Regions from separate parts of the Homo sapiens genome. Here all the other regions are linked to region 1. Evidence: read pairs that join two places in POLR2A ChIA-PET (ENCODE). Cell type or tissue: PC-9. All regions are shown on one strand. Each heading gives the region's core, and the rest is flanking DNA. Links, peaks and the distances in the headings are about the cores only.

Region 1 (7,898 bases), core at 2,668-6,667:
CTAATACAACCAGTAAGACATACGTTTAGTTATTATTGTTTTCATTATTATCCCCAACAGAATGAAAAGAGGAGAAAAATAAGAAGCTAAAATGTATTGTCCAACAAAGCCACATGATCGTCTACAAAAAAGTTTTAATAGGGAAGAAAATTGCTGATGATTTTTCCGCCTAAAGATAGCAGGCAAGATGAATCTCTTCCAAAGCCATATTCTACAAGAATATATCAGTGCCAGGGCCACTACTGGCACATACAGTGCCTTCTGGCAAATTATAAAATGGCATTTCCTGCAGGCAGATGAATTGGGGGGAAAAAAAGGTCCCCTGTAATCGGATCAATTACAGAGAGACACAGCTTCTGGAAATGCCTGTGCCAGTAGTATTTCCCCACCTCTACCCATGCACTCAGAGCCTCTGTGCAGGATGCAGCCTGCATAACCTTAAGCTGAGACCCTGAGCATTATTCTCTTTATCACAAATGCTGTCACTTCTGTCTGCATAGACTTCATTAGTAATAAGTTAAAATTCGGCTGTGGAAAACACATGTCTTCAGTTTCTTTGGCTTGCCTTCAATACCAACAAAGATAGGAGTCCCAAGTCTCTAGTATCCTAGCAATAAGTATGGATTTTGACATTACCAAACACATTGACCCATTCTTGTAGATCTGCAGACTGCCCTGCCCAACTTCTCTGTCCAGCCAAATCCTATTGACACTTTAAAACCTCATCTTCTCTTCCAAGCAGCCTTTGCTGACTCATTCCAATCCTCACTGATATTTCTTCCCTACATCCCTTAAGATTCATTATCTGTTGAGGATTTGGCATTTATTAATATGGCATTGAATGATATTTCACCAGAGGACCCAGTAATGCTTAAATCACCAGACTGCCCTGGAGATGACATGGCATTCCTGCCAGAGTGGTTTCAGGGCAAGGGGGAAGACAACCTGAAGACTCTAGCAGCTCTATATTGTGAACTAAGATAGACCAACAAGTAATAAAACAAGTGCTCGGCTGCCCAATGCACCTCGTACTGGCATGTGCTGCCCAGACATCCCACTTTCTTGGTGTATAGATAGCCACCCAGCCAGTGTTTCCAAAAACAGTGGATTGATCCTTCCAACTGGCTATTGTGAATGGTGATTGAAAGTATCTGCCTCTTAAGTAATGGAGGCAGCGCTTTATTTTTTTATATATATCAACTACATTACTTTCGACATGAGAAACTTCTGCAGCCTGTTTAAAAATGTGAGAAAACGCTGGGTGCAGTGGCTCACGCCTGTAATCCCAGCACTTTGGGAGGCTGAGGCTGGCAGATCACAAGGTCAGGAGTTCGAGACAAGCCTAGCCAACATGGTGAAACCCCATCTCTACTAAAAATACAAAAAATTAGCCGGGCTTGGTGGCGGGCACCTGTAATCCCAGCTACTCAGGAGGCTGAGGCAGGACAATCGTTTGAACCTTGGAGGCAGAGGTTGCAGTGAGTGGAGACCGTGCCACTGCACTCCAGCCTGGGTGACAGAGTGAGACTCTCTCTCAAAAACAAAAAAATAAAAAATAAAAATAATAAAAATGTGAGAAAAAAAATCAGGAAAGCTACAAAATTAACTGTCTTACTAATGAAGACATTTAATAATTTAGCCGATCCCCTAAAATAATTGCCACCAGATGCCCCCTTTCCTGAAATTGGTGCATGTTTGAGTAAAAAGCATAAGCATCTTCAAGTCTATCTTTTCAGCTTCAAACAGGAAAGGATGTTGAGCAAGGAGTGGCAGGAATAACAGGAATTGATGTGACTTCCTCTGATATATTATCAAATATGTATGTAGAAGTGTTTATTATTTTCTACCAGTTTGTAGATATGGTGCTAATGACTGCTCCGTTTTGAGATTGCTGTGACATAAAGCTTACCTTTTCCTGAAAAAAAAAAAAAAAAAGGCAACGATACAATAAAAAGGAGGGCAAAAGGCCATCTTACTTCTCTTTCTATCCCAAAACCCAATCCCAAATCTTAACACTCCAATCGAGAATCGGCCAAACAAGTCAAGAAATAATAGAAGAAAAATGCACACTCATAAGCTCCAATGCCCATATAGGTGTGTGTATGTGTGTGTTTGTATGTGGGGTTGAGAGGTGAAGCCAGCTGGACTTTCTGAGTCGGGTGGGAGAACTTGGAGAACTTTTCTGTCTAGCTAAATGATTGTAAACGCACCAATCAGCACTCTGTAAAAACGCAGCAATCAGCACTCTGTGTCTAGCTAAAGGTTTGTAAATGCACCAATCAGCACTCTGTAAAAACGGACCAATCAGCACTCTGTAAAATGGGCCAATCAGCAGGATGTGGGCGGGGCCAAATAAGGGAATAAAAGCTGGCAACCCGAGCCAGCAGCTGGCAACCCTCTTGGGTCGCCTTCCACGCTGTGGAAGCTTCGTTCTTTCTCTCTTCACAGTAAATCTTGCTGCTGCTCACTGTTTGGGTCTGCACTACCTTTAGGAGCTGTAACACTCACTGTGAAGGTCTGTGGCTTCACCCCTGAAGTCAGCGAGACCACGAACCCACTGGGAGGAATGAACAACTCCGGACGTGTCACCTTTAAGAGCTGTAACACTCACTGCGAAGGTCTGCGGCTTCACTCCTGAAGTCCAGCGAGACCACGAACCCACTGGAAGGAAGAAACTGTGGACACATCTGAAGGAACAAACTCCGGACACACTATCTTTAAGAACTGTAACACTCACCACGAGGGTCCGCGGCTTCATTCTTGAAGTCAGCGAGACCAAGAACCCACCCAAAGGAACCAATTCCGGACACAGGGTGGAGGAGGGGGTGAAGGTTAATGTGCAATTTCTAGATGAGAATGCCTGTGGCTTCTCTTAACCACATAAATGAACAAGCACTGGCAGAGAGACAGATGGCTTAGCTGGCCCAGAGCAGCCCCAGTGCTCTTAGGGAAGGAAAAGAGCCCCCTTCACTTCACTTCAGTTCCTCCTTTCCCCAGCAGGGTGAGCAACCCCTAAAGACCATCGTTATTTTGAGGGCTTTTGTTTAAGTATAGCACATATATTAGAATGTACTATGGTGATGGCCTATGGTGCTCTTGAATTGTTTCATAAATATTTATCCTGAATCCCCAGAAAGATTAGAAACTCATTGAGAGCCAGATCCAGTATCCATGCTGCTTCTATGTCTCAAAAGGCTTAACTGAGGCACAGAGTAAATGGTCAGTCATTATGGGTATGATTGAATGAAAAAATAAATCCTTAATTTTGAAACTCAATACAACCTGGTTTTACAGATGTGAGGATAATGATATGGCATATTCAAAGGACGTAGAAAGGAGTTAGGAACTGGCAAAAGAGTTTAAACCATCAAGAGTAGCTCCGTTGTATGAAAAAAGCATACCCCCCTCAAACCTTCTAATCATAGACTAGGCTCTGTGAGTTAATGACATTTCTTTATAAGACATGCAATGTTTTTTTTTTTTTCTGTCTGGAAGCAATACACATTCAGAAATTGAAGCAAACATCAATAGAACAAAAGCTGCTGTAGCTCAGCTGTTTGGAGAAAATCAATTCAAACAACTCATAATTTGCTGGGTGACACATCATGAAACATTAAGCTAAGTGGCGGCACCTGGCTTCAGAAGCATAATCTCTAGGACAGCTACTAATTTATTCGTGCTGAAAAGGAAAGTCTCCCCTCCCCACTCCTTTCATGTAAAGCTTATAAACCAAAATGAGAATGATATCAAAGGGCTCTAAAAAAAAGAGCTTCCCAATAGACAGTTATCTCTTTGTCAGGTTATTTCATGCAACTTCCTCAAACAAAGCAAAAGATGAGCTGTACTAAGGAAATGTTTTGAGATCTATAAGCTGTGAACAGAACTTATGAGGTTCAATATGAAAGGAAGGTATGCAGTATGGCAGGATATTAGTATAATGGAAGTCTGGTTCACAGTTTGGGAAGGTTGTCGGCAAAGGTATTTTCATTTGTTTAGTAACTGGGGTTAGTGATTAGAAAATACAAGGACTCTGAACCTTAAAAATCATCATGATCGGCTACTTACTGATGAAATGGTAAGTGGAGTTCATGCACACACACAAAGCAGGCAGGGAGGGCCTGACCTTGGGTTGACTGAGAAAGAAGGTCAATGGGAATACATCATTGGTGGTGAAACAAGGCATTAAGTCTCATGGAGAAGCTTTGGGGAGTATTCACTACCATCATTGATCATAAGTACATATTGAAGGAAGATTTACTGCATGGCCAGTTTGAGCCAGCTGAGATGAGGAAAATAGAAGAAATGGAGCCACTTTCCCCAAGTAACATATAATCTAATGAAGACAAGATTAATAATGATCATTGAATATTTACTGTGAGCCAAGTAGTGCTTTACGTAGGTTATCTTACAACATAATCCTCACAACATGCCAGTGAAGCAAGTACTGTTATTCCCTCTATTGTAAATACGAGGAGACTAAGGTCAAATAGGTTATGAATCTTGTTTAAATTCATTCATCCAGTAAGTGGCAGAGCTAACTTGAACTGTGGTCTTACTCCAGAGTCTATGCACTTAATCACTATAGTAGACCCAACTGTAAAGTGGGGATAAAAAGGGTGTCTACTACAGAGTTGATATGAGAATAAATGAGGTAACACTAACAACAGCAAGGAGAGTGCCTGGCATGGAGCCAATGTTCAAAAATGGTTGGCTATCATCATCTTTAATGTCATCAGTGTTTTCCTACCTCCTAAAAATATGAATCCTTTTTACAACAATCTTGACAGGTAGTTCCCAGCTCCTGATAATATATCTCCCCAAGGGCAGGAAGCTCAGTATTTGAGCAGGCTGCTTCCTTGTGCAACAGCTCTTGTTGTTCAGAGGAATTTTCTTTGATCAGCTGAAGTAAACTTCAGCTCTTCTGTAACTTTTGCCTATTGGCTTTAGTTCTGCCATTGAGAATAACACAGAGTAAGCTGATACCCTCTTCCACTTGACTTGACAGATTAAATATGGCAAGAACTAGAGAATCATTTACATTTTTTTAGCTGGAGAACAACAACAAAGAAAAGGGAGGCTAATGAAGCTGTGTCTGATGAGAATAAGCAGAGCTGGATTTGAGAGCAGTGAGAATGGAGACAGGGAAGCCAGTGAGAAGGATGTGGCAGTAATCCAGGTCATATGGACCAGGATGAGAGCAATGGCAACGAGGATGAAGAAGAAGTGCAGATAACAGAAACTTTTCATGTGGGAAAATGGACAGAACTTGGGGTCTGGCCAGATACTGGGGGGGGGTAAATTTTAAAAATCTCATTTATGGTCCAGAGTTTTCAAACATAGCTATTAAGAGAATTCAATTTTTTTTTTGTGGTGGGGGTGCATTTGGAGGGTGGTAAGATGATGATTTTGGATTTGAGTTGACAACCAAAAAAAAAAAAAAAAAATCCGGTAACTAGAGACAGGTGACTGGCAAGAGTTATCTGGGATAAGAGATACACATTTAAAGTCATCAGCCAGAAGGGTTGAATAGGTTAGACAAACTGTTGATGCAGGGCTTCAGATGTTAAGGTGAGAATCTGAACGTGGTCCAGAGGGTGAGGCTGGCCCCATGTGGAACTCTGAAGGAGCTAGTATTAGAAGCCTCTGGCTGCCCTCCCACTCTGTCTTTTTTTGGTGGTGTCTTTCCCTTCCATTTAGGTCTTAAATACCCTTATCTCCCTCTACTTGCCCTCTCTCTTAGTCCGTTTACACTGCTAAAATAAAATACCACAGACTGGATAATTTATAAAGAACAGAAATTTATTTCTCACAGTACTGGAGGCTGGGAGTCTAAGATCAAGGCACTGACAGGTTCCATGTCTGGTGAGGGCCTTATCTTCACTTCCAAGAGGTTGCCTTGTTGCTGCATCCTCCAGCGGGGAGCAACGCTGTGTCTTCACATGGTGGAAAAAACAGAAGAGCCAAAAAGGGGACCAAACTCCCTCTGTCGAGTCATTTTATAATGTTTTATAATCCATTCGTGAGGGCAGAGCCCTCAAGACATAAACAGCTCCCAAAAGGCCCCACCCAATTAGCAATACTGTTGCATTGAGGGTGAAGTCTTGAACACATGAATTTTCAGGGACACATTCAGATTATAGAAAGCTCCTCTTAATATTGTGATGAAGACAAAACTAATTTAAGTGGGTCAAGGTGGTTACATGGCAACAACATAAACTGGGATTCAAGAAACCTGGATTCTAAGCCGGTCATGGTGGCTCACGCCTGTAATCTGAGCACTTTGGGAGGCTGAGGCGGGAGGATTGCTTGAGGCCAGGAGTTTGAGACCAGCCTGGGCAACATGGTGAGACCCGGTCTCTAGAAAAAATACAAAAATTAGCCGGCCGTGCTGGTGCACATCTGTAGTCCCAGCTACTTGGGAGGCTGAGGTGGGAGGATCGCTTAAGCCCAGGAGGTCAAGGCTTCAGTGAGCCATGACTGCACCACTGCACTCCAGCCTGGGAAACAGAGCAAGCCTCTCTCTCAGAAAAAGAAACCTGGATTCTAGACTCAACTCTACCACTCCTCCTTTTGAATCTCAGAAGGGCCCAAATGGCCCTTACAACTAAAAATAAATCAATGTGTGTCCAACCTGCCTGTACTGAACACTGCCCCAGTTAATTGGCTCAGTGCTGCAAACCTATTTCCAGATTCTCCATTCGTTCTTAAGTGCAAAAGACACAGAAGAGCTTAGCATATACTGTTGGAAAGAAAGAAGCAGATAATATGTTTAATGGATAATCCAGAAACAATAGTCTTTGGTCTTGGACTGTAGCCTGACATAGATATCCAGACACATGCCTACTAGTACAACCATTCATTCACCTTCTCCTGAACTCAGCTGTATGGCTTACTGCTGGAGCTGGGTGAGATAAAGTGGTAGAGGAAAGCAGTTACATCAAGTAGACTTCTAATGAGGATTCCAAGAGTTATGTATTTGTTGCATACAGTTTATGTGCAAATATGTATATAACTAAGAATAAAAAGATCTGAAAGGTTATATATGGAAGAGTTGACAGCAGTTCCTTCTGGGAAAGAGACTTAGATCGGGATGCAGGGGTGAGAATGAAAGGAGACTCCCATTAACTCTAGACAGTTTGGCATGTTAATTTTCACGATGAGAATGTATTCCTATGTTACACAAGTAATATATGAAACAATGAAAATGCTTTTCATTTTTAAAAAGAGACAACTGTTTATTAAGTCTGAGAAGCTGAAAAGTTTAGAGTAGCATTTCTGGTATCACAATGATAATGACTTCATGTCTTAGGGTGCTTGGTGGACAGCACCCTCTTCTCCCTTCCATAGATCACCAGCCTTTCTAGCCTCATAGCCACCTGAGAAGCAGAATCAAGGAAAGGGGTGTTTGAAAAGAATGCAGAGAAGAAATGGAGTGTATCAAATGACATCAGGAAGGCTGGCTGGTGGACTATAGGCTCCAAAGGTTAGCCAAGCAGTGTGTCAGGCAGTAAACCAGAGGGTCCGCTTTGACCTCCTACCACCATTTGACGAGAAAACAAGAGAAAATGTGGCTGGTGTGGGTCCACTGCAGAGGTGGGGAGTTCTTTCGTGCAGTAGTGACAATGCCCTGCTTCCCCAGATCTGGCACATTTCAGAAGTTGCTGACGTGTTGATGCCTGCTAAAACACAACGTGGGAAGAAGAATGAATGTGGGCAAGCTCGGCTAGCCACTCAGAGGGAAATGATCTCATTTCTCCTGCTGGGCAACCCCCAGTTGCTGGTAAGTGGAAAAAGACAGGGTAGAATTTAAATTCCACCATTATGTTTTTTTTCTCAAAAGCCACAAGTTTACAGATGATGGCTTATATTGTCTCATGAGCTGTTTATCATAGCTATTT
Region 2 (7,898 bases), core at 1,683-5,682, 210 kb after region 1:
CCTCCGGGTTCATGCGATTCTCCTGCCTCAGCCTCCCGAGTAGCAGGGACTACAGGTGCCCACCACCATGCCCTGCTAATTTTTTGTATTTTTAGTAGAGACGGGGTTTCACTGTGTTAGCCAGGATGGTCTTGATCTCCTAACCTCATGACCACCCACCTCGGCCTCCCAAAGTGTTGGGATTACAGGCGTGAGCCACTGAACCCTGCCATTTAATTTATTCTTTTGTGAGGATATGTGGAGAACTAGCCAAGACCCGTCACAGTGGTTTACGCGTGTAATCCCAACACTTTGGGAGGCCAAGGCGGGCAAATCACTTCAGCTCAGGAGTTCGAAACCAGCCTGGCCAACATAGCAAAACTCTGTCTCTACTAAATATACAAAAATTAGCCAGGCGTGTTGGCCCATGCCTATGTACCCAGCTACTTGGAAGGCTGAGGCACAAGAATCCCTCGAGTCTGGGAGGCGGAGGCTGCAGTGAGCCAAGATCGTGCCACTTCCCTCCAGCCTGGGTGACAGAGCAAGACTCTGGAAAAAAAAAAAAAAGAAAAAGAAAGAGAGAAAGAGAAAAGGAAAGAGGAAAAGGAAAAGGAAAGAAACAAGAACTCACCTTCAAAGGAAAATTGGAAACATGGCTCAGTAAATTACAGACACCGTTATAAACTCAAGGCCGCTAACAAATACAGCTTAAATCAGAATGAAAGGTAATAGGTAGTGTTGATACCTGACTTGTGGAGGAGGAAAAAAAAGTAGGGGCAAAGAGAAAATATATTATTGAAAACTTAAAATGCTGAGGATGGCAGAGGGTTATAAAGTAAACCAATATGTTTTCATGATGACATGTAGCCTTTAAAAATGGCTGAATCTAAAACATACTTATGATGCCCATTATTTTATCTAGTGGAAATTTTCAAAAGCAAAAACCAGGAAATGATGAAGGCTATTGACACATTCAGAAAATATTCTGAGCAGTTTGTGGGTCTCCATTGTAAAGCTACAGTTGAATCATTTTTACAAGTGGGTATGAATAATTACAATTTTATATTTTGTCCTGTGGTAATTAAAAAGCAAATAGAGCCAAATTATCATTAAGTGTAACTAACAGAAAAGTAATATTGATAGATTTACATGTTTAAAAATATAAGCCAACCCATGCATTCAGTATTTTATCCTCAAACAAGGTGTTCCAGCTTTAGTTGACACTCAGATAAAAAGCAAACTAGTGGCTGGGCATGGTGGCTCACATCTGTAATCTAAGCACTTTGGGAGGCTGAGGCAGGAGGATTGCTTGAGCCCAGGAATTCAGAACCAACCTGGGTAAGATATCAAGACCCTGTCTCTATTTTTTAAAAAATAAAAATAGAAAATAAATTTTAAAAAAGCAAACTAGAATATATCTAGTAGGTGCTAGCAGAAGGGGAAAAATTCTCTAAGCAGAGATTTGTGTAAAAATGAAGGGAAGGTTAATAAGTATCTAGAAACTGTAAGTGTTGTATAAAAGAAGGCTTATAGACCATTGGTAAATAGATGTAAAACTCAAGGAAACTTTTAAACGTGCCCAAAGTTCTTAAGTATATATTAAGATGGTACAAACTACAGATGAAGTAATAGTTAACCAAATATACTAACATGCACAATTGCTTAATTAGTCTATTTGTGGAATGGTTTCATTATTCATTCAACTACCATAAGTTTAATGCAGACTGTTAGGTGCTAGGGCTACAAAGACGGATAAGATACTCCTCCAGTCTAGTAGAACAGAAAGACACAAAAATAATCTTGGTTCTCATGAAACCTAAAAATATTCATAAATGTAGAAAATGAATTTAGACCGTGCCCGGTGGTTCATGCCAGTAATCCCAGCAATTAGGGAGGCCGAGGCAAGTGGATACCTGTGGTCAGGAGTTCGAGACCAGCCTGGCCAACATGGTGAAACCCCGTCTCTACTAAAAATACAAAAATTAGCCAAGTGTGGTGGCAAGCGCAAGTAATCCCAGCTACTTGGGAGGCTGAGGTGAGAGAATTGCTTGGACCTGGGAGGCAGAGGTTGCAGTGAGCCGGGATTGCGCCATTGCACTCCAGCCTGGGTGACAAGAGTGAGACTCCGTCTCAAAAAAAAAAAAAAAAAGAAAAAAGAAAGAAAGGAAAAAAAAAGAAAATGAATTTAAATACAGCCTTTTTTCTCAGCATAAAATAATTTCTAAATATAAACCTTGTGTGAACAAAGAAATTCACTTATAACCCAATATAATCAAATCTAAACTAAGAACAAATCTCATTTAAACATTGTTATTTCTTTGCAATAATTATTGCATACCAAAAAAGAGCCCACTATGAGTTAATGTTACTTAAATAGAACATTGCTCAGCCTACAAATGAAGGTCAGCAGACACCAGTGTCTTGGAATAAAATAGCCCTTTGGCAAGAAAACGAGCCACACCCCATTTAGTTTTTACAAAAATAAAATTCTTTCCAGCTTTACTAAATTGTAGATGTTGCGCCCAGCATGTACTTCTGCAGTAGTTGATTCTGCAGCTGTGGAAATATTCATGTATGCAGAAGTCCCCAAAAACATCTATTCACCATTACTTGCACATGCAGCTCTTATACTTTCTGTAGTAAAGTATTCCGTTAAGTTTTATTTTGACTCGTGGATAATAGCAAGCAACTACAGGTATAGCTGACACCTTAATTTCCTGCCTTGAACTTCTGGCCACAGACTTTATTTTTTTATTTTTTGAGATGGAGTATCGCTCTGTTGCCCAGACTGGAGTGCAGTGGCATGATTTCGGCTCACTGCAACCTCCGCGTCCCAGGTTCAAGCAATTCTCCCGCCTCAGCCTCTTAAGTGCCTGGGATTATGGTGCACACCACCATGCCTGGCTAATTTTTGTATTTTTTAGTAGAGATGGGTTTTCACTGTGTTGACCAGGCTGGTCTCGAACTCCTGGCCTCAAGCGATCTGCCCACCTCGACCTCGCAAAGTGCTGGGATTACAGGCATGAGCCACCTTGCCTGTCCCATTGTCACAGAATTCAAATTGAGCAGGAATACGTAGGATTTCAAATCTAACAGTTGTTTCATTTGGTGGGATAGCATCAAAGCCATGTACTGTGACCACTGTATATGGTTTTCTTCAAGAGCAGCAATAAATTTCTGCCATGTACCATGGGAAAGAGCTGTACTTTTAGGGAGAAAGGAAATAAGCCCTGAGAAAAAGCCCCATTTTCCTAGTTCCTTTCACAGTTCACCTGGCACACAACGGGTCTTGATATTTATATTTGAAAGAGTGAAACATGGATGGCCATAAATGCTCCTTGCTGATAACGATTGAATTGGGAAAATCTAATCAGGAAATCAGTGATTTATGAATTACATTGCATAAAATACATAATGATGGGAGCCTGTAAGAAGACTAAACAAATGGCTTCCTTAGTTTATTTTTCCTTTAGGTTTTAGTTGTTTTCAGTGAATATTATGAGTGAATGTTATCGATAGTGTTTTCATTGTGAGAACTGCTAAACTGTAGAGTCAAAGAAGAAATTGGGACATATTAATATTTTGACTTTTATGCCAGCTTTATTGAGACATAATATCATACTTTTTTTTTTTTTGAGACAGAGTTTCGCTCTTGTTGCCCAGGCTGGAGTGCAATGGCACGATCTCGGCTCACCGTAACCTCCGCCTCCCAGATTCAAGCGATTCTCCTGCCTCAGCCTCCCTAGTAGCTGGGATTACAGGCATGTGCCACCACACCTGGCTAATTTTGTATTTTTAGTAGAGACAGGGTTTCTCTATGTTGGTCAGGCTGGTCTCAGACTCCCGACCTCAGGTAATCCGCCCACCTCGGCTTCCCAAAGTACTGGGATTATAGGCGTGAGCCACCGCGCCCGGCCCCATACCATCTATTTTTATAGATTTTAGTATATTCACAGATAACATGCAACCTTCACCAGTCAATTTTCAAACATTTTCATCACCTCAGAAAGAAACCCCATACACTTTAGCTATCACCTTCCACAGCACTCTACCCCTGCAACCCTAAGCAACCACTGAACTATTTCCTGTCTCCATTGAGTTCCCTGTTCTGGACATTACATATAAATGGAGTCATATAATAGGTGGTATTTTGTGACTAGTTTCTTTCACTTAGCCTAACATTTTCAAGGTTCACACACCTTGTAGCAAGTATCAGTACTCTATTCCTTTTTATGGCTGGATAATATTTCATTGTACACCATATTTTGTTTATCCATTTGTCCATCGATGGATATTTGGGGTTGTTTCTACACTATGGCTATCATAAATAATGGGACATGCAAACATTAAGTGTCTATCCATGAGTCCCCTAATGAGTTAGAGGTGGTGCTGACAAGATAACATTTCACTTATTACCACTCTGCTCTTAATATAAATCCTTGCTTTGATTAAGCACTACCGATTTTTCCATCTAAGTTTTTTTGTTATTTTTTGTTCCTTGAGACGGAGTCTGGCTCTGCTGCCCAGGCTGGAGTGCAGTGGCACCATCTCGGCTCACTGCAAGCTCCGCCTCCCGGGTTCACGCCATTCTCCTGCCTCAGCCTCCCAAGTAGCTGGGACTACAGGCGCCCGCCACCACACCTGGCTAATTTTTTGTATTTTTAGTAGAGACGGGGTTTCACCGTGTTAGCCAGGATGGTCTCAATCTCCTGACCTCGTGATCCACCCGCCTCGGCCTCCCAAAGTACTGGGATTACAGGCGTGAGCCACCGCGCCTGGCCTCTATCTAAGTTTAGCTATTTTTTTTCTTGTTTCCTGATGCTTATTGGCTTATCATCGACTTGTTCTCAATAACGTTTTCCTTAGTAGTATTTATACTGGAATAATAGAAAGCCTGTAAATGCTGTATAATCATCTTTTCTAAAACTTATTGTATAATAAACATTTAGCACAGTTTTGTTTAATCACATTTTTTGAACACTAAGGAGCAAAGGCAAGCAGTATTAAGGAGTACAAAAGTACATGATAAATGCTTTGAAATGCAATGGGTTCAATCAACCAAAAGCATTATTGAGCACAGCTAATATATTTACTTTTAAATGTACTATTCAAGTGTGAAATATATCCATATAGAACAAAATTCAAAACTCACAAAGGGCCATAATGATAAGTAAATTAGCCTCTAACACTTAATATTTTTAAGAAGACATTAGTGTTTTACGTTTAGGTATTTTGACAGTAAGTTTGAGGGAGTCTTTATCTTTTGACCTTTTGGGGTGAATATGAGAATGAAGGAATATAAAAAGATGATTAAAAGAATCACCAGGCCGGAAATGACGGCTCATGCCTGTAATCCCAGCACTTTAGGAGGCCGAGACAGGAGAATCACTTGAGCTCAGGAGTTTGACACCAGCCTGGGCAACATAGCGAGACCTCATCTCTACTAAAAATAAAACAAAATTAGCCAGGCATGGTGGCGTGCGCCTATAGTCCCAGCTACTCAGGAGGCTGAGGTGGGAGGGTTGCTTGATCCCGTGATCACGCCTCTGTATTTCAGCTTGGGTGAGAGAGATCCTGTCTCAAAAAAATAAAATAAAATAATATCCTGCAATTTCAGATTATTCTTTTAAGCACCCTTGACCCCAGATTCACCAGATCAAAACAGCTAATGACTCATAGAACTTTACTCTGTCATTATTTTCCAGATTCAACCCACAGCGAAATTTTTGGGATCCAGTCTCCTTACTCTTATGGGCAGGCGGAACCTTGCAGATCCTTTAGGAAAGGATAGGCTTCCCTGAGAAAGGTGGGCTGGAGTTAAGTCAAAAAAAAGGTGCAACTTTCTGGAGTCCCATTTAGAACTTCCTGCGTATTTAATAGGCCTTTGCTAATTATTAACAATGTGCCTGGCACACTAACATAAATAAAACAGTGTGCCATCGTTTGAAGAGCTGAGTCTAATCCACCTACTGATTTTTACAAAGGAGGCAACTGAAGTCTGATTTTGGCTTGCCTCAGCATAGAGTGCTCCAGGACAATGGTGGAGGATCAGGTCGCCATCACTGGAGACCCAGATTGTAGTAATGGAACTGATCCATCATTCTTCTCACTATATATTTAAACTCCATGTCCAGGGTCAACTTTGTTTAGTAGCAGTGCCTCTTCCCTGAATCAGTTTGTATCTACACTTAATTTCTTTCAGAGATTAATAAAATGACAAATGCTATCTCAATAAAGTTACCATGAACTCTCTGAAACTCATATCACCCATGACTAAAGCAACTTGCTTTGAGTCTGACAAGCTCTTCCCTAGCTAATGGAAATGCATTAGCAATAGCTTTACAGTGGTAAGCTATTTTTCTAGGTCATATTCAACCCAGAGTAGTCACATGCTGACAAAACTTCAATCCTAAACACTGATCATAAAGAGTTTCCTATATTGTATGTAATATATCCAAAAGTTTTTGAAAACTCTAATTCCAGTATATTGAATATACATTATAGGGTTTATCACTCCTGATTTTTTTTTTAATTGAGACGGAATCTTGCTCTGTTGCCCAGGCTGGAGAGTAGTCCCGTGATCTCGGCTCACTGCAGCCTCTGCCTCCCAGGTTCAAGCAGTTCTCGTGCCTCAGCTCCCCAAGTAGCTGGGATTACAGGCGTGCACCACCACGTCTGGATAATTTTTGTGTTTTTTGTAGAGATGGGGTTTCGCCATGTTGGCCAGGCTGATCTGGAACTCCTGACCTAAACTGATCCTCCCGCCTCGGCCTCTAAAAGTGCTGGGATTACAGGAGTAAACCACCATGCCTGGCCCACTCCTGATTTCTTCTAAACTGGATTTTATCATTCTCAGAGTCAGTGTTTCCTCTCTGTATTACTCCTTGCCTAGAAAAAAAAATGTCCATTTCATTCATCTATTCATTGACTTATTCAAGTACTTACCGAGCACCTTATATATGTCAGATACTATTCTAGGCACTGGGGATTACAGCCGTCAATGAAACAGACAAAAATCACCGTCTTTATGAAGCTTACATCCTACTAGGGGAGAGATAGAAAATAAACAATGATTTTATATATTATATGCTAATGTGTTATGGAGAAAAAGTAAGATTAATGGTATAGGAAGTGGGAAGAAGGGTATTGCCATTTCAAAATATGTGGTCACAGAAGGCATTACTGAGAGGGAGATATTTCAGGCAAGATATGAAGGAAATCAAGGAGTATCCATGTGAATGTTTGGGGAGAAGTGTCACTTGAACAAGTAAAAAATATTTCTAATAACAGATACCTAAATCATCATACATTGATGTGTTTCAGCCCTGAAATTTTCCTTTATGACAACTCCTTTTTATTTTGGTATTGAACAGAAAAAAATAACTTTCACCCAGATCAAACACTCTAGTGGAGTCATGAACTGACTATATATGCTAAGAATATTGTGTCAGAAGTTATGTCAAAAAAGTTTTGAAAAGATAAAGCTAGGCGTGGTGGCTCACGCCTGTAATCCCAGCACTTTGGGAGGCTGAGGCAGGCGGATCACGAGGTTAGGAGATCGAGACCATCCTGGCTAACACGGTGAAACCTCGTCCCTACTAAAAATACAAAAAATTAGACTGGCGTGGTGGCGGGCGCCTGTAGTCCCAGCTACTCGGGAGGCTGAGGCAGAAGAATGGCGTGAACCCGGGAGACGGAGCTTGCAGTGAGCCGAGATCACGCCACTGCACAAAAAAAAAAAAAAAAAAAAAAAGATAAAGTGGGAATAATGTTTAAAGCAGGATATAGAATTAATACAAGTAAATGTTCTTCATTTTCCCTATTAATTTAATTATACTATATTCTGTGTTTAATTCTGAATTAGATTTTTTAATTAAACTTTTTATTTTGAGATAATTGTAGATTCACACCTACTTGTA
Region 3 (7,898 bases), core at 1,683-5,682, 250 kb after region 1:
CATGTGCAGCATCTTGGAAATAATTACGTGCAATATTCCTTAAAAATTAAAGTTAATTCAGATATTGTTTACCTGATGAGACTTGGAATACATTTGACGAGTAAAAGAACTTCATTGTCCCTTAAAAGCTTAATGACATAAAGAGGATTGACCAATTATCTTCATAGAGGAAGGAGTTAAATTGTATTAAGTAAGGGATCAATGAGAAGTTTGACTGCAAGAAAAGGTCATTGTGGAGCTATTGTTTAAGTAGAGTTTAAGATAGGCGTACAGTTTGCCAAAGCCCCTGCCAGGCATATGTTCCTAACATACTCAGGCTCTTATTACTATATATGCTGTAAAGAATTCTGGAATCCAGAATTTCTGCCTATTGTGAATATTATTCTTTTGTAGTCTCCACTCAGTATCTAGCATAGTGTTGCACACATGTTAGGTTCTCAGTAAATATTTCATTGATTGAAACCCAAGGAACTATATACATAGCCTTTTGATGTACTGGGATTTTTGTCATTATCAACCATACATTCAGAGGGCCTTTGTTGTGAAGATTTTCATTACAGTGGAATTTATTATTAAAGGTTTTTGCCATTAAATTGTAGCATATAAAATTTATATATATTTTTCAGCATAATAAAAGCTTGTGTGTACACTCCATCTTTTAGAAACTCATTTAAGGACCCAGCCGAGTCTTTCGATTTTCTTTAAAAAATCTTTGTAGTTTTAAGTTGTTGTTACTTACAGAACCCTCAGGCAACCGTCAAAGGTGTTATAGAATTTTTTTTCTAATTCAGGGACACTTTATTTTAAAAACAAGCTCTATAACTTATTATCCTGTGAAGGACAGTTTTTCCTTTTTGTGGGGGTGGGTTGGCAGAGAATAGGAAAGACTACTTTGTCTCAGTTCAATTGCGACAAAATATGGAAATCATTAGATGATTTTCCCCATCTATTAACAATAATAGCCTTGATTATCTCCTTAGAAATTCAGCAAAATCATAGCGTGTGGAGAAAATCTCTGTAATTACTGCTAATCATAGGTTTTGTTCAATCAATTAATAGTGCTTTGAAACTCTCTTTACTAGCAATAAATTGAGTATTAGAATTTAAAGTTCTCTTTTCACTCACTTTCTGCACCTGCTTAGTTTTAAGCTCCAAGCTCATGTAATTATTTTAATTTTCTCAACAATTGTTTCCAGTGCTTCCCAGTAGCAGAAACGTTAGTTATCAGTTTTTGTACTTCATGATGTTTCAAATTTAATTTAAATGCTGTAATACATAACTATTTCTAAAGAAGAATAAATAAAACCTTTCAAAACACTTAGGTATTAATATTTTACCATCTAGAAACTGTCTTTTACATTCTAAGCCTTTAATCTTGCTATGGAAACTAGTGGTCATTTGGATGATTACTTGTCATAAAGAAAAATTCATGTAATGTAAACCTTTGCAGAGTTGCTTTAGTACTGCAAACACTTACCTTGCCTTGCCTTTTTTCCCTCCTGAGCACTCACTACTGAGGTTTTTTAAACATGAATTCAGCACTTTTGAAATAAAAGAATAATGGGTTTCTTAAATGACTAGGAATAGTATGGGTGTATTCCTTTGAGGTTTCCCACCAAACTAAGCAAAAAAAAATTGGTTGTGGTGATTGTAGCTATACCAGACTTCTCTCATCCTAGGAAGTTGAGTTGTTTCAAATTACTTGATATTCGCTAGTATATAAAAACCACATCAGGATGATGCCACAAAAAAAAACAGTGCTTTAGTTTAATTTACTTTCAGTATTCAATAAAAGAACACCAGTGCATATTTGTTTAATTATGCCTTAAAACAAAAACAAAACTATAGCCCGTCTAAAAAAAATGAAACTAATCAGTGCTCTTTCATTGTGCCATCTGGTTAATTATATATGGATTATTAGAAGTGGAGGTCTCGGGATAGTCGGAAAACCATGTTTCAAAGGTGTGGAAGCTAGTTAGGAGTACACATGTGTGGGTGCATGGGTAAAAGCAATTTTTATTTTTATTTTTATTTTTATTTTGAGACTCCTGGGCTCAAGTGATCCTCCCACCTCGGCCTCCTAAAATGCTGGGATTACAGGCTTGAGCCATGGTACCTGGCCAGCCAGGTATATTTTGCTTCATGCACTAGATGCGTTCCTGAAAATCAGCAAGCCAACTGTAAATGGATTTTATGTAGTGGGATATATTTTAAATGTAAAGAGAAAATCTTATTTTTTTAAGTGAAGCCTGCTTTGAATTTTTTTATTTTTTTATTTTTATTTTTAATTATTTTTTGTTTATTTATTTTTTTTGAGACGGAGTCTCGCTCTGTCACCCAGGCTGGAGTGCAGTGGCGCGATCTCGGCCACTGCAAGCTCCGCCTCCCGGGTTCACGCCATTCTCCTGCCTCAGCCAGGTGGCAGACTACAGGCGCCTGCCACCACGCCCGGCTAATTTTTTTTTTTGTATTTTTAGTGGAGACGGAGTTTCACCGTGTTAGCCAGGATGGTCTCGATCTCCTGACCTCGTGATCCGCCCGTCTCGGCCTCCCAAAGTGCTGGGATTACAGACGTGAGCCACCGCGCCTGGCCTACACACATGTATTTTTAAAACGAGAGTTGCAGCAGGGGAAAAATGATGGCCAAACTGCTGGAAATTTTGAGTCAGAAAAGGACTGATAAACATTTTTGATTGCCTGGTCTCACCCTCTAAACTTGTCCAGCCTTCTGCTGTACTTGACCTCCATCTTTGGAAATCCACTAGTACAGTGAATTCTAAAGCAGCAACCTCCAGTCTACCCTTAGCTGGAACTCATTAAACTGCCTCTTATATTTGCTGCAGTGAGCTACCTCAAAAGGTATAAGCTGTGAGAAGCAAACCCCATGTTTAGCTAAGCATCTGGAGATGTTTAGCAGCTGCCTTTTCTAAGGATTTAATGCCTAATGAAAGCTTGATTTCACTGCTTAGATCTTGGGATGGAATATAGTTTAAATTCTTCTGCCCAAGTCTTTTGACCGAGTCTTTTAAGTCAGTATTTTGTGAGCTTTCATGGGCATTCAGGATTGTGTATGTGTGTAAACCCATTATTGTTAGATAAATAGATTCCTTTTGTCATTTCTTTAGTGCAGAAAATTTGTAGAATATGTTGGTCAAACCAAATTGAACTTTTAAATCCAGCTTTTCCAAAAGGATATGCATCTGCACTTGCTAGGCTTTCTTCTTTAAGTCCTAATGAGCACTGTCCTGAGTGGGCTAATAGAGAGGTCGCATGTGTATTCCAGATGAGGGCACACAATATGTGACCTCTTCATAAAGAAAGACACCAGATTTAGACAGATTCAAGGATGTTTAAAGCAACACACACACACACACACGCATACACACACAACCCGAGCGTCAAAGAAAATCCTAGTCTTTCTTACTGTCAAATTTATGAGACAAAGTAGCACCCCAAAAGACGCTTTTGAAGTGATAGATTGCAGCACGTACCACCTGGACATGGGCAGTGTAAAACAGCAGCTAAAATCAAAACCACTTGGATTCTGGCTTAGCTTTCTCCAGACAAGTACTTAAAATAGCTTAAATAACAGGATGCAAGGGGAGGGAAAACATTTCCTTTTAAGGATATGCATTCTTGGTGTGATTCAAACTTCTGCAGGAACATGGCTGTGTAATAAGTTTATTTACTTTAAGGTTTACTTAGGGGAGGGCGGCGGGGGAGTTAAATAGTATTTAAAATAATACTTGGTAAAAGAGAATAATGAGATTTCCTTTAAAACAAAATGCAGATGTGAACCTACACGTGTCATCAGAGAGAGAGAGAGAGAGAGAGAGAGAGAGAGAGAGAGAGAGAAAGGAAACAGTCCTTTTAACAGTTGATTCTTTTCTTATGAATTCAGTCAGTGGCCAATATGAAAAATGGGCCTGTCTGGTGCAGCACTGGGAGCTGCGTAGTGATTTTTTTTTAAGTATCATAATTTTCTTCTTTTAAAAAAAAACGCTTTGTCAATTTACTCAAATTTAGCCCTTTACTTTCTGCCAGAATTGTGTTCAGTGATAAGGTAGAGTTTCCTTTATCCAGCTTCTCCTTAATGTCCAGCCATACTGACCATATTTTCTAAACCAAAAGGTTGAGAAGTGCTGGCATTGAAACTGCACTGCACAATATAGGCAGTATGGTAATTTATGTCTGCTTTATCAGCTGGTTGGAAACTATGATGCTGAAACAGAAGAGTCTTCAAAACACAGAGCTTTTCCCACTCCATACCAATGTATAGTTAATGAGAAAATGGCAAGTGAGCCAAAAAGGTGTTGCAGAGTATTGGCAGCATGAATGAGAAAATAAAGGACTGCCATCATTCCTGGTGGTTGTGATTTTAGTTTCCAGTTGTTAAAACGACTTCCAATCTAGGTATGTTATTTTGGGTCAGTTTATTATTAAGTTCTCATGTTTATGTCAAAACTCAGAATAGGAGAAATTCACCATCAAACATACTGAACAGCAACATTCTAATTCCAATGCTCTGTTTTTAAAGTGGACACTGTAACCACAAATAAGGACATAGTCTTATGATTTCAAAAAATTAAATTGTCTTTTTGAAAAACCTTGCCACATTATTCTTATTCTCATTTTGCTTTTGAATAACAAAAAATTATCCAAAATTCATTTTGGGTTATTTGGAAATCATTCAGGTACCTCAGCTATTTTATTTTACACATAAGGAAAACATGACTCAAAGACTATCATTTAGCCAGTTTGTAAAACGAAACTACTTTTCTCCGATGTAGAAAATTAGATTGAATAGTCATCAGCATTTATGTTTATTTTTTAAAATTACAAGTTAGTCTTAGAAGTAGACTAAAAGTTGTGAGCACCTGATGAGATGGAAGCTTTCTAAAATCCCATTATGCTACCTTTTTACTGGCCTTCCAAACCACGTTAGATCTTTGATATTGTTTAAGGATGTGTTTTTGGTTTTTTGACTGAGGGTTCGAAATAAAATTAGCATAAAACTCTTTAAGAATAATTGCATGCTATTTTGTCTCTCAAGTACTTTACCAGCTGGGAGGTTTTGTAAAATTAATTGCTAGCTGCATTTTTAGGCTCCCTCTGCCTTCTTGTTTAAATTGAAATTATTTTCTTCAAAATATATGATTTAAGAGCTCTAAGAAAGGCTTGATAAAATTGACTCTAACTAACACTAAAATGCCTTTGATCATGGGAGGTAGTGTAATTTGGACTAACACTGGGGGCTAAACTATGGGAAAATGGCAGAATAGGTAAAACTTTTAGAAGACGACGCACATTCTTGTCATCCAGGAAAGCCTAAGGATATGTATTCGAAGTGACTCAAAATTTTTACAAGGATTTTGTAGCCACAGTTTCAAGTAAGACCCAGGGGTTCCGTTTGATTCATTTCTGTATCTTTGGTATGTAGCCCAGTGGGTGTCTTCCCACAGGGTAGGTACTCAGTTTGCTCTGGAGGGTGACTCATACCTAAACAAGTGCACATCTCCTTTCTCAGTAAAGCCAAAGCAGGTTTCTACATTTGGAACAAAAGAGATCCTGACCAGAGAGCTATCACTGGTGGTCCACTTGGGCCCTCCTTGATGGGTGTGTTCACTTAGAAAACCAAATTACAGATCTGAAGGCTGCTGGGTAGGGACAGGATTAGAACAAAGGGAATGAGATTGAATGTTATTTAAGGGATATTTCTGTCAAGTTTTGGTTTCTCGATGAATTGCCATTCAGTCTTTGAGTGCTATTTCTGTATTTCTGTCATTGTTGTTTAGTTTTGTTTCTAAAATGCTCATCTAGGATTAGAGCATTCTTTCTTTGGTCAATTCCTGAGAATCAGTGATTCTACAAAAATAATTTTTTTCCATTGCTTATTATACACAAAAGATTGTGCTACATATTGGGGTGGGAGATACAAAGATTTAAAAGAATCTTTATCGGGAGATTTGCAGCCTAATAAGGAAGTTTGTCATGTAATGACAAATTCTTATTCCTCCAATTTCCTTTAAAATTTTCCTGTCCCTTTCTAAAAGCATTTCTTACTACTGCCCTTACTTCAAAATGAAATTTCCAAATGTGGTTATTTTATGTTAATTATGTTTTAGGGTGGCTACTTCCTGGCATCTTTTAATCACATCAGTGAACTGTCTTCTAATTAATGTTCAAGAGAGGTTATTTCAGGGAGGATACAGGCAAATAGTAATTTCTCCCTGCGACCCAAACTTCTGGAGTTTTTTGTTTTTGCTTTTGAGACAGTGTCTCACTCTGGTGCCCAGGCTAGAGTGCCATGATGCCATCATAGCTCACTGCAGCCTCGAAATCCTGGGCTCAACTGATCCTCCTGCCTCGGCCTCCCAAAGCGCTGGGATTACAGGCATGAGCCACCAGTCCCAGCCACCAGACCTGTAGTCTAACCTAATACAAATAGGCAGCCAGATAAACTTTCTGGGCCTTAGTCAGTTTCATATAGCTTTGAATCCACTGTAGTTCTCCCACATCTAATTTAAAACATCTCTACCTTCCACTTCCATTATAACACTGAGAATACAAAAAGAACAAATCCTGTTACATACCTGTTATATACTCCAGTCTAAACTAGAGTCAAAGCACAGTGGCTCATACCTGTAATCCCAACACTTTGGGAGGCCAAGGTGGAAGGATCATTTGAGGCCAGGAGTTTGAGATTAGCCTGGTCAATATAGTGAGACCCTGTCTCTACAAAAAATACAAGAAACAAAAAGTTAGCTGGGCATAGTGGTGAGAGCCTGTAGTCTCAGCTACTCAGGAGGCTAAGGTGGGAGGATTGCTTAAGCCCAGGATTTCAAGGCTGCAGTGAGCTATGATTGTGCCACTGTACTCCAGCCTGGGCAACAGAATGAGACCCTGTCTCTAAAGATACTTTTTTAAATTAAAAAATTGGCTGAGCTTGGTGACTTATGCCTATAATCCTACCACTTTGGGAGGCCAAGGTGGGAGGATCACTTGAGGCCAGGAGTTCAAGACCAGCCTGGCCAACATGACGAAACCCCATCTCTACTAAAAATACAGAAGTTGGCCAGGCATGGTGGCACTGTAATCCCAGCTACTCAGGAGGCTGAGGCAGGAGAATCGCTTGAACCCAGGAGGCGGAGGTTGTAGTGAGCCAAGATCATGCCACTGCACTCCAGCCTGGGTGACAGAGTGAGACTTAGTCTCAAAATAAAGAAAATAGCTTAAAAGAAAAAAAGAACCCACTGAAGTGGACAACGTTTTGATAGTTAAAAGAATAAGCTATCTCTTCCTCCAAAGATATCATAAAAATGAAAGAATATTATACTTAGGTAATAAGGTGCAGTAGTGATCAGAATGTTATCACTCTGTATCTGTATTTAATATGCGTTACTATTCTATCTCCAGGTTTTAAAAGTGTTTGTGTGAGGGGAGGGTTGTGAAGTCTTGTGTATTCTGATTTAGAATCAGTGTGATAGAACCAAAAAGGAACTTTAGAGATTATGTGGTCCAAAGCACTCCTTTTACAGATGAGAAAACTAGGACCTGAAGAGGTAACTTGTGCAAATTAATAGCCAAGTTGAGATAAGACATTGTTTCACATTATTCCCACTGTGTGTCTCTTCAAGCATGTATGCTGTGTTTCTTTCACTATGCCACACTTACTCTCTAGTACTGAACTCCACTGTAATTTTAGAAAGGATGTAGGAAAAACAAGTTGGTATATGCATGGGAGCAGGTGTATTTAAGCCCAAGACATTCATAAAACAAGAGCCACTAAAATTTTGCCTCAGTGCCATGGGGATTACTTTGTTCTTTTTAGCAACTGCAGACATTATTGATGGATTGATTTCTACATAGAAATACTTTACATGTAGAAATAAAGAGTT

The links. Peaks named below come from ENCODE experiments on the same cell type or tissue, not always from the same donor. Only the 100,000 strongest peaks of a DNase experiment are listed, where the experiment ranks them.
Region 2: POLR2A ChIA-PET joins it to region 1 with 7 read pairs; 3 of 35 experiments call an interaction of 5 or more read pairs at or near these places.
Region 3: POLR2A ChIA-PET joins it to region 1 with 5 read pairs; 2 of 35 experiments call an interaction of 5 or more read pairs at or near these places.

What each region holds. Positions count from the first base shown.
Region 1 is chrX:115,359,947-115,367,844 of GRCh38, forward strand. LOC107985681 (a long non-coding RNA gene) reads left to right here. Exons shown (of 3, transcript XR_001755944.2): 2 at 7,640-7,780. Among named protein-coding and RNA genes, the nearest start is that of LUZP4, 74 kb to the left of the region's middle. In PC-9, for the core only: no CTCF peak of the experiment used is centred there; a DNase peak (open chromatin) is centred at 4,905.
Region 2 is chrX:115,570,983-115,578,880 of GRCh38, forward strand. The region is part of intron 1 of PLS3 (plastin 3); the gene reads left to right. Among named protein-coding and RNA genes, the nearest start is that of PLS3-AS1, 12 kb to the left of the region's middle. In PC-9, for the core only: no CTCF peak of the experiment used is centred there; no DNase peak of the experiment used is centred there.
Region 3 is chrX:115,611,676-115,619,573 of GRCh38, forward strand. The region is part of intron 2 of PLS3 (plastin 3); the gene reads left to right. Among named protein-coding and RNA genes, the nearest start is that of PLS3-AS1, 53 kb to the left of the region's middle. In PC-9, for the core only: a CTCF peak has its summit at 3,855; DNase peaks (open chromatin) are centred at 3,656 and 5,436; H3K4me3 peaks cover 852 bases; H3K27ac peaks cover 2,515 bases.